2 separate regions of the Mus musculus genome follow, and region 2 is linked to region 1. Evidence: chromatin loops called from intact Hi-C (ENCODE). Cell type or tissue: left cerebral cortex. All regions are shown on one strand. Each heading gives the region's core, and the rest is flanking DNA. Links, peaks and the distances in the headings are about the cores only. Region 1 has its middle 4.5 kb from the start of Gm22645. Region 2 has its middle 9.4 kb from the start of Gm33727.

Region 1 (5,367 bases), core at 194-5,193:
TTCAGATTTATTTATTATGTACATAGTATCTGCCTGCACATGTGCCTGCATGCCAGAAGAGGGCGCCAGATCTCATTATAGATGGTCGTGAGACACCATGTGGTTGCTGGGAATTGAACTCAGTTCGTGTTCTCAACCTCTGAGCCATCTCTCCAGCCCAAGAAACTTGTTTCTGAGAGTGTCCGCAAGTGCTACAGGCTGGTTCCATCCTCAGGTGGTTCCTGAAATGGGGATACTCTCTGTGTCACGAGAATGAGTCCAGAAGCGGTGAAGGGAGGCAGCGGGGCTACACTGGGGGTTCAGCCTCAGGCACTGGTAGTAAACTTGTGTGCTGGCTAGTTTTATGTCAACTTGACATACACTAGAATCATGGGAGAAGAGGGAACCTCAAATGAGAAGATGCCTCCATAAGACTGGGTTGTAGCTAAGCCTATGGCGTGCTTTCTTAATTAGTGATTAATGTTGGAGGGCCCAGCCCATTGTGGTGGTGCCATCTCTGGGCTGGTGATCCTGGGGTGCATAAGAAAGCAGACTGAACTAGCCATGAAAAGCAATACAGTAAGCAGCACCCTTACTGGTCTCTGCAGCAACTCCTGCCTCCGAGTTCCTGTCCTGACTTCCTTCCAAGGTGAACCCTGCTGTGGAAATGTAAGAGAATGTAATGAGAATGTAAGAGACCTCTTTCCTCCCAAGCTGCTTTTGGTTATAATGTTCAGTCACAACAGTAGAAATCCCGACTAAGACAAACTGCCTGTCTACATCACCAGCCTCCATTCCTCCAGATTGGGGCTTTTGTGGGTGTAGTGATTTAAAAGGAGAACATGTTTGTTTGGGTGCATGATTTCAGAAGTTTCTGTCTAGTCATTTGCACCATTGCTGTGGGCTTGTGTTGAGGCAGAGGATCACGATATGGAACACGTGGTGGAGTGAGCAGCAGAGGACCATGGTGGGGAGCACAGTTGGGAGCACGTGGTGGAGTGAGCTGCCGAGGACCATGGTCGGGAGCACTATGGAGCACGCGGTGGAGTGAGCTGCAGAAGACCATGGTGGGGAGCACACTGAGGAGCACGTGATGGAGTGAGCTGCCGAGGATCATGTTCGGGAGCACAGTGGGGAGCACGTGGTGGAGTGAGCTGCCGAGGACCATGGTCAGGAACACAGTTGGGAGCACGTGGTGGAGTGAGCTGCAGAAGACCATGGTGGGGAGCACAGTTGGGAACACGTGGTGGAGTGAGCTGCAGAAGACCATGGTGGGGAGCACAGTGGGGAGCACGTGATGGAGTGAGCTGCCGAGGATCATGGTCGGGAGCACAGTGGGGAGCACGTGGTGGAGTGAGCTGCCGAGGACCATGGTCTGGAGCACAGTTGGGAGCACGTGGTGGAGTGAGCTGCCGAGGACCATGGTCGGGAGCACAGTGGGGAGCACGTGGTGGAGTGAGCTGCCGAGGACCATGGTCGGGAGCACAGTGGGGAGCACGTGGTGGAGTGAGCTGCCGAGGACCATGGTCAGGAACACCGTTGGGAGCACGTGGTGGAGTGAGCTACCCAAGAAGCAGAGAGAAAGAATACATGCTGTGGAATCAGATATACCCTTTAAAGTCACACATTTAGTGATCCACTTCCTGTACTGAGGCCCCTTTCAAGAATGCCATCAAATTACAAATCCTTGAAAGCATTAAGGGTCAGAGCCCTCACAATTCAGTTGCTCCCTCAAAAACTCTACCTCTGGACGTTGCACTGGGGACAATATCTTCAAAAGCTGAGCCTTTGGACGGGGGTGGGGTGAGGTGGGGTGGGGGATGTACTGCATATCCAAACTGAACTAGCCCAGGTCATCTGCTGTTGATCTAGCAACACCTTGAGGTTGATCTAAGGTAATCTTCAACTGTCTCTACCTGAGATCCCACTCCACTTAGCCCAGAAGACACAGAAAAGAATAATCAAATATACCCTGACATTGGAGGCAGCCATACTTGAGGATAGCCCTCATGCCAGCACATGGGTAATTTCCAGCCAAGGAGAAAGGTGAAGGCAACCTTGAAACATTGTGTTTTCAAGTCCCAGGGAGGTATAGGGGCAAGAGCATCTAAGACACAGCAGCAGGCACACACTCGCAATGAGACTGTCTCTGATTTCCACATTGCCATAGGTTTGAGAGTAGGAGATGAGTAAAGCTGACCACAGTGGGGGAGATGAGAAGGATGGACCAAAGATGTGGAAAGAAGAGATGCTCTACATGGGCAAGATGCCCAGAGCTGGTGCCGGTGCAAGGGCCGGAGAGGGGAGAAGCACAAGGAGCTAATACATGATGAGAAGAGATATGAGGATATGCTGGAAAAAACTGTAGACACCAAACAGCCCCAGACCTGTCAGAGAAGTCTCAGAGAGGCAGACCATCCAGAAAGACCCCCAAAGCAAGAAATAAGCACACAGAATGGAGACACCCACAGTTCTACCATTGGGATCGACAATGGCTCTTACATGGGTGGTTCTGTTCCTAAGGAACTCCGTTCAGCCTGAAGATTCCGCATCAGAGGACGGCTGGAGGCATCTTCTGGTGGAGACACGGAGGCTGCTTAGGATCCCGTGGCATAGAAGGGGAAGTCACATTGGAAGACCAGCTTTAGGTACTGGCAGTGCCCAGTGGATACCTTGCTGTGCAGCTGGTGTGGTCTCTGACCTAGGGGCTGGTGTTTGAATCTCTTTGATGACCCAGGCTCTGTACTCGTTTGCATTTACCATGGCCACTAGATGGCGCTTCAGACCCATTGATTAACACTCCCAGTTCCGAATGCTCTGGAAGCCTTATAGTGTGGTCCTACGCCTCACAAAGTCTGGTCTCAGGACTCCTTCATAATCCTAAAACTTGTGAATGTTTGACATGTGGGTAGTTTTGGTGAGTATTCAGTCTATTAGAAATGGAAAGGAATGTTTTTAAAATATCTCTTTAAAATAGCAACTTGGACAGTAGCATAACATTCTAACAAAAACAGTGATGTTTACTTAAAAGCTTCTCTGGGAAACGGGCCACACTTGGTTTGTATAGAACTTTTTCTCTTTGCTTCTCTGTAGTCATGAAACTTCTGGAACATTCCATTAACACCCTCAAGGACAGAGACTACCTGTTCTTTCTGGGCCTCTGGAAGATCTTCCTGAAAGGTCTCTGCGACAGCCAGGCACAACTGAGAATTGACGTCAGAGATCCTTCCTGCGTGCCTGGCAATAAGCTTGTGCCCCCCCTCACAAGCCCCCACTTTTTAACATGTTTTATTTTTGTTTGTGTGCTTGTTTACATTTTAAATCTGTGTGTGTGTGTGTGTGTGTGTGTGTGTGTGTGTGTGTGTGTGCACGAGCGCTCGCGCACCTGGATAAAGTTAGATGTACATGCATGCAGGTGCCTAAGGAGGCCAGAAGACAGCATCAGTTTTCCCGGAGCTAAAGTTGTGAGCCAACTGAGGTGGGCATGGGAAACTGAACTTGGGTCCTCTGGAAGAGCGGTAAGAGTTTAACCACTAAACTACCTCCCCGGCCTATCGTCTCAGTCCTCTTGGTTGAGGACAGAGGGGTAGGATGTTACTAAATATTCCTTGGGTGAGACTAGCTTAGAGAATTCTGTTTGTAATCAGCATGGCTGCAAGCGAGCATACTTGGCCCCTCCTCTTCCTCCTTCTCTTCTTCCTCCTCCTCCTCCTCCTCCTCTACTTTCTTTGTATTGTTTTTGTTCAGTTTTGCATTTTTCCAAACAGGGTTTCTCTGTGTAGTCCTTGTTGTTCTAGAACTCACTCTGTAGACCTGGCTGGCTTTGAACTCAGAGATCACCTGCCTCTGTCTACTGAGTGCTGGGATTAAAGGTGTGTTTGCTCATTCTCTGTCTTGCAGAGCCCAGGTCTTTGGACCCCAGGATACGGTGCCAGAAAACTCCTTAGAGGCATCTGTAGGTAGGGGCCCAGTTGGGAGCTCTGTCCTTGGCTCCCCGGGACTCAACCAGCCCATAACAAGAGATTGTCTTTCCATGTTGTGGTATGGACAGTCTGTGCTGGTATGATGATAGAGAATCCTGTTGCTCAGGAAAGAATTAAAAGCTGGCATTAGCAAGACCTTGGGTAACATCCCTAACACCAAAAAATTAATAGTCCCCTGTGCTGGGGATGAACTCAGGGTCTTGCTTGTGCAATAAAGGCATTTACCAGAGAATGGCAGCTCCAGCCTTAGAGGACTCCTCCTCCCTCCTCCTTTTCTTCCTCCTCTTCTTCCTCCTCTTCCTCCTTTCCTCCTCTTTCCTTCTCTTCTTCTTCCTCCTTAACAGCATCTGATTTACAGAAAACTTGGGTTAGCTATTCAGGTTCAATGTTGCTCTCCTGTTTCTTGCTGGAGTGATTGGACCCTGACCCTGGGCATCTTTATAAGCTACGTGGGTTCCTCGTCACATCCCCTCAGATGCTATCCAGTGCCATTCCTCCACCTCAGGTCCCACCCAGGACACCGCTCAACTGTCAGTAATCAAGCTCCTGCAGGGCTTCTCTTGAGGAGGACCCCAGCAGGTTTTGTCAGGTTTCTCTCTGGATTCAGGGACCCTTTGCCCTCCCCTATTGAGAACCGGAAGGTTCTTGTTTCCAGAGGGGAGGGGGATGGGAGGAGAGCTGAGCAGCCCCAGCATGGGCTGAGGGAGGAGTGGAGCCCTCAGGAGAGTGAAGCAACAGAAGTGATATAGAAAGTAACTCCATCCGTACCACACAGACTGTGTGCCCTTTGCTCTGAGTGGAGCAGGAAGCCAGGTGGCTGTTCAAAACTGTGTGGCCTTGGATTTCTCCTGTGACTGTCCTACAGGAGTTAAGACTCAGCTTAGGTGCTCATGTCCTCAGTTTTGAGCTCCAGGGAAGAAGCCCAGTGTCTCCTCCCCTCCACACCTGTTCCTCATTTTTTGGTCCATGTGGCAGGCCAGCTGTTGTGTCTGCCTGGCTGGCTGTGCTAGGCTGTGGCACAGAGAAACAAGACCCCTGGAGCCCTGGGCTATCCAGGGCATCAAGTCCTTGGGACACAATCCTCATTTGACCTCTGTCCCACTGGTTGGACTGGCACCCTCCCCTTCTTCCTTCTTTTTCTTTTTTTTTTTTAAGATTTATTCATTTATTATATGTAAGTACACTGCAGCTGTCTTCAGACACTCCAGAAGAGGGAGTCAGATCTTGTTACAAGATGGTTGTGAGCCACCACGTGGTTGCTGGGATTTGAACTCCAGACCTTTGGAAAAGCAGTCGGGTGCTCTTACCCACTGAGCCATCTCACCAGCCCCCTTCTTTCTTTTCTTAATTAAAAAAAATTAAAAAGTGTGTGTGTGTGTGTGTGTGTGTGTGAGTGATCTCCTGG
Region 2 (5,367 bases), core at 258-5,257, 190 kb after region 1:
TCTCTGCCTTACCTATGCCGGCACAGCCTGTGCAAGGGTCCTGGGGCTACCTTGCTTGGGCAGTGCAATAGAAGGAGCATGTCTCTCCCAGGTCAGGAGGGCACTCACCCAAACCCAAGCTTCAATGGAGCTGACCCCGCCAGCCTGGAGGGGACTGTCCCAGAATCTTAGTGTATGACCTGTGGCCATGTTGCTCCAGTCTCTCCTTCAGTTGTCCTTGGGGAAATTTATAACTGGATTTGGAACCACCTGATCCTACACGATCTCAGCTCTGTTTGTAACACCCGCAAAAAATCCCATTTCCACTTAATGGTTCCAATGGAGCTGAATGTAGGGGGTAGTTTACCCTAGTGCAAGAACCAGAAGTAGGAGGGTAGCATGCCAGGACTCCCAGCTTCTCTGTACAAGGGTCTCCATCCATAACCCTGTCTGACCCCTCCATTCCCACTGCAGCATGCCTGGGTCCAGCAAGGGAGCGGGCTCCATCTTTAGAAGAATTGTGCTAGGCAATGATGGCGGAGCCTGGCAGAAACTGGGAGGTCAGGGGTCAGAGAGGGCAGCAGCATAGTGAGTAGGTCAGGCAGGTAGGAGAGGCTCAGGAGGCAGGGAAAGGATTGGGAGGCCAGGAGGCTAAGGAGGGGGTAAGAGGAAGGAGAGGCCAGAGAAAGATATCATTGCTCAGAGACAGGCACAGAGGTCAGAGGGAGACTTGGGATAGGTCCCAGTTTGGAGCCTTAGGCCTGTGAAATGGACAATCATATTGTGTGGGCTAAGGCCAGCCAGGGCTGAACACAGGTTTAGCCACCCCAAGGGCAAAATGGGTTGCTGGGAACATGGTGGGGAGGGGAAGTAGCAGCTTTGTGATGAGAACCGCTCACAGGTGGTGTGAATGCCCCTTCACCTGACCGTAGCTGGGTATGTGGAGTGAGCACCAGCCACGGGCCATCAGGGTCTTGATGGAGACAGGGCCCCCATTGGATCTGGACATAAAAGAAACATGCTCTTGTGTCCAGCCACACACTGCAGCCATGTGAGCCCTTGGCAGTTGGTGCTCATCCTGGTGGCTCTAGCAGATGCTACTCCACAGATCCTGTGCTCCCCTCAGGCCTGAGGCCCTAAGCCCATGCTGGCCCAGGACTCCCAGAGCCGAGTGGATGAGGTTCAGGGCTCTGCACCCCTGGGATCCATCTTTGGCTGGCTGGACTGGGGTAGGGGTCACACCTGCTCTGGGGTGGGATAAGGTGGGGGGGCTCTTCCGGGCCTGCAGCTGTTGGCCCCAAGGACAGACAAGGCCTCCACTGCAACAGCTGGGCCGGAGGCTTGGGAGCCAGGAGAGCCTGAAGCCCAGGCAGCCCCCACGGGGGATCGGTTACAGTGGCTGCAGATGCTGGGGGAGGTGAGGAGGGAAGGAACAGAGACTGCAGGCTCCCCCCAGACTACCCTCTTCACACCTACCTCCTACACTCTATGTGGCCCAGGGACCCCAGTCATAGCCCATTTGGGGCTGCCTTCTATAAGACAACACCAAAGCCATGGCATGCTGGTCTGCTTAGGAAATCCCTCCTCTAGCCTCTGGGCAATGGGCAACGGCAGCTGCTGTTTTCCCAATTGAGCGATGCCTATTGCCCAGCAGGTGTGTGCAGGACTGAGCTGGAAGAGACTTCATGGTGGGTGAACATTCAGGGATATCTTAGTGTGCACCATGCTGTTATTTGTGGACCCCCCTTGGTGGGTTCACCCCAGAGACAAAGATACACTAGCACACGGTAGGCACCCAGGAAACGCTTTCGGAATGAAGGAATACCAACCTGGTAATGGATCACCATGCAGTATTATCTTCTGCACTGTGAGGCATGGAAAGAAGCTGGAGTCTCACTCTGCTGGGGCCCTGGAAGGGTAGTGGGTATCACTGGGTGCTGGGAGGATAGTAGTGGGCATCACCTCCTTGTCCTCTCTGGCTCTGACTACCTGGCATCTAGCAAAGCAAGAAGCAGGGCCAGACCCAGGCCAGCAGCAGCAGAGACATAAAATAGCAAATTCAGTAGTTCAGGTGCTGGGATCTGGTCAAGTGGCTCCCACTAAAATATAGCCTCACCTTTCCGGCCACTGAAAGCATGCCCCAAGTCACATGTCACATAGGGCCCCAAGGTCCTGGAATGGACAAGCTAAGAGGAGATGACCCAGGTCTTTCCAGATGTTACTTGATATTGCAAAGTCTCCTCCCTCTCAACAGACCCTGTCTAAAGCCCCACAAGGGGCTGGAGCAGGCATCCCTAGCATCCCAGGATCCTGGATGCTATCTGCTTGCCCACCTGGCCATTGTCCCTGACAGCCGTTTCATCGAGGGACAGGCCCAACTCTTGAGCCAAGGACATATTGCCCTGGCTACTGAAGGACCAAGTGCTAGTTTGCCGGGATTTGGGGATTTTGAGCCATCTGCTGTGGCAGGTGTGGTCAGTCTGACTAGCAGAGTCCATGGGCTGCCTGGAGGGTGGCCAGCCAGCTGCTGGGGGGCTGGGTTTGCTGGTCTGGCTACTTGCCTTGGGCAGCAGAGCCAGGAGAGAGAGGGATGGAACACAGAGAGGCAGAAGATCTCTGTCCCCTGCCTGGCATGGTTCAGATTCCCAAACGGGCACCGTGGGCAGCTTGTCAACAAGGCCAAGGTCTCCTTAAGGATCTGGGACTAGGCCTGAGGTGGGGATTTCATGCACAACATGGGAAACCCTACCTATAAGGCAGTAGGCGTCATGTTGAGGATCCCACCCCTCATCTTGGGGACTGATAAGATCATTGCATGCTGCTGTACAATGTGCTTTTATGAACTGTGTGAGCGCCCCCCACTGGCCAATGTTGGTCTGTTCTCAATGAGCAAATGAACCCTAGATGTCAGCCTGGGGGAGACAGCACACAGGAGTGTTAGAGGTAACTCTGAACATGCCTTCACTGGGGAGGAGGCTTAGGGGTGCTTAGGTGGTACAGGGGCAGAGAAAAGGCTGGTTGGAGTAGGGTCCCCAGAAGTAGGTCTGAGAAGTCTGTAAAGCCCACTGAGGGAACCTAGACAGGCATACATGCTAAGAAGGTCTGGAACACCATGCTCAACTCTAGAGAGCAAGCAGAGCATCCCAAGAATGTCCTCACAGGGACAAAGTGTGTGGCGTCACACTTCTGGGCTTAGGACAGGCTTTGCCCTGGGGGCTGACCAATACACCCTGAGTCAGACAGGCCCCTCTCATGGCTCCAGTTTGCCCTACCATGGTAGAAACAGCAAAGGCAATGAGATCAAGGCCTGAGGTGGGGCCATGGTCTTGCAAGGTGATGGCAGAGTAAAGGGAAATCGAGGAAGGAGGCTGCTGGGAGAGGCTAATAGTAAAGAAGTATTAGTAACCCCTCAGGCAGGCAGCTCAGGAACCAGGCTGCCCTTGAAGCTAAGCTCAGACAGGTACAAGGCTAGCCTTTCCCCAAAGCCAACCCGAGGAAGTACCTCTGGGGTGGATTCTCAAGGAGAGTGCAGAGGAGCCCTTATCCCTCCTGCCATGAGCACAGAGAAACCAAGGCTGAATCTCAGGTGCAGGCCTGCCTGGGAGAGCCACGGGGCTTCTCAAGGCACACCAAAGGACTGAGGAGGTCTTATGCGGCCCTGTGGCAATTGCCCCGGGGACCTTCTGAAAGAGTTACATGTTATTGAGGGCATCAAGGCTCAGGGCACATGAGAGGGTTGTGGGGGTGCTGAGTGACCAGAAACCACTCCCCAGCCTACGGCCTGGAAGCTGGTGCCCTTCAACTGGTTCAGGAAGGACCCGGAAGGGAAGTGATCTGGCTCACCCGTGCAGACTGAGTCTTTTACCAGACTGGCCCTGAACTGTCCTGAATACAGCTGCATGCATTGACCACTAGGACCACAAGATGGCACCAAAGGCCAGCTGGTGGGGGCTTCTGCAGTAGAACCTGTGGGCCAGGTTGGGGTCTAGACCTTGATCCTCCCTCTTGACCTACAGAGGACAGATGCTGCTGAGGGAGCCAGTGGAAAGCTATGAGAGTCAGGATGCAGCATCCACTGTGAGCTCATTTCTCTAAATGAAGGCGGAGAACTTACTTGCTGCAGTAAGTTCTGCACTTTTTTCTGAGGCCCTCTCTTCTACCTACTTTCCTCCAAGATCACTGGCTTTGCTGCCCAGTTAGGGTCTAAAAAGAGCTCAGGGCTGGGAGCACAGGAACTCAGGTATTACCCAGTCTGGGATCTAAGGCAGATGGGAGTCCCAGCAAACGGACCTGAAGGGAGGGCTTAAATGAACTGGGTATACTGGTACACACCTGTAACCTCAGTACTCAGAAGGTGGAAGTGGAAGGATCCAAAGTCAAGGCCATCTTTAGCTGCATCGTGAGTTACAGACCAGCCTGAAACACATGAGACTATTCTCAAAAATAGAAGAGAGAGAGGAGAGGAGAGGGGAGGGGAGGGGAGGAGAGGCAAAGGGAAGGAGAGGCAAAGGGAAGGGGAGAGGAGAGGAGAGGAGAGGGGAGGGGAGGGGAGGGGAGGAGAGGGGAGGGGAGGGGAGAGGAGAGGAGGGGAGGGGAGGGGAGAGGAGAGAAGAGGGGGAAGGGAGGAGAGGAGAGAAGAGGGGAGGGGAGGAGAGGAGGAAAGGGGAGGGGAGGTGAGGTGAGGAGAGGCAAAGGGAAGGGAAGGGAGGGGAGAGGAGAGGAGAGGAGGGGGGAGGGGAGGGGAGGGGAGAGGAGAGGAGAGAAGAGGAGAGGGGAGGGGAGGGGAGGAGAGGAGAATCAGGGAAGGGTAAGCAGAGTCTCTGGAGGCAGGACTGATGAAGAGCCCATATTCTCCCTCTCCCAAGCAGGTAGAGCCTGAAATGTGTTCTTGCCTGATGTTGTAATTTGTCTCTCCAGATGATTATCGCAATGTCAACCTGACATGGGTCGCAGTGAGAATGCATGCAGAGGCCTCCGAGCTCACAGGGCTTCAAACATTTCCCCTTTACCTGCTTGGTTTAGAGGGAGCAGAGGTCAAGGCTCAGCCCTAAGAGGGGGTGTCTGTCCTCCCCTCCCCTCCCCCACCCACCCTGAAGCCTTCAGAGCTCTGCTTTCCGATTCCTACTTCTGGAAGGGACAGGTGGGCCTGTCCATTCCTTTTCTATTGCTTCAGGGGTCCTCACTGGGAGCCTCAAGCCTGTGTCCTCCTGAAGGGCCTGGGGAGCCCCTGTCTGCATTTCATGGAGCAGCAGGGCAGGACATTGGATGCCACCAATCCTCTCCATGTTTAGCTCTTCACTCATCCTTGTCATCCTAGGCCCAGTTAGCAAATGTCACCAGCAGGAACACTCAAGAAGGTCAGTCTCAGTCTCTCTCCAGCCCTGCCCT

What was found. A loop is a pair of places that touch in the nucleus more often than their neighbours do. Peaks named below come from ENCODE experiments on the same cell type or tissue, not always from the same donor. Only the 100,000 strongest peaks of a DNase experiment are listed, where the experiment ranks them.
Region 2: a loop joins it to region 1, with 6 times the contacts of the local background. A loop is called at or near these places in 21 of 42 quality-filtered maps.

Annotation. Positions count from the first base shown.
Region 1 is chr17:25,696,016-25,701,382 of GRCm38, reverse strand. No RefSeq gene overlaps it. Among named protein-coding and RNA genes, the nearest start is that of Gm22645, 4.5 kb to the right of the region's middle. In left cerebral cortex, for the core only: a CTCF peak has its summit at 2,745 (motif pointing right); DNase peaks (open chromatin) are centred at 797 and 2,757.
Region 2 is chr17:25,506,514-25,511,880 of GRCm38, reverse strand. No RefSeq gene overlaps it. Among named protein-coding and RNA genes, the nearest start is that of Gm33727, 9.4 kb to the left of the region's middle. In left cerebral cortex, for the core only: CTCF peaks have their summits at 2,832 (motif pointing left) and 3,893 (motif pointing right); DNase peaks (open chromatin) are centred at 2,546, 2,824 and 3,890; H3K27ac peaks cover 492 bases.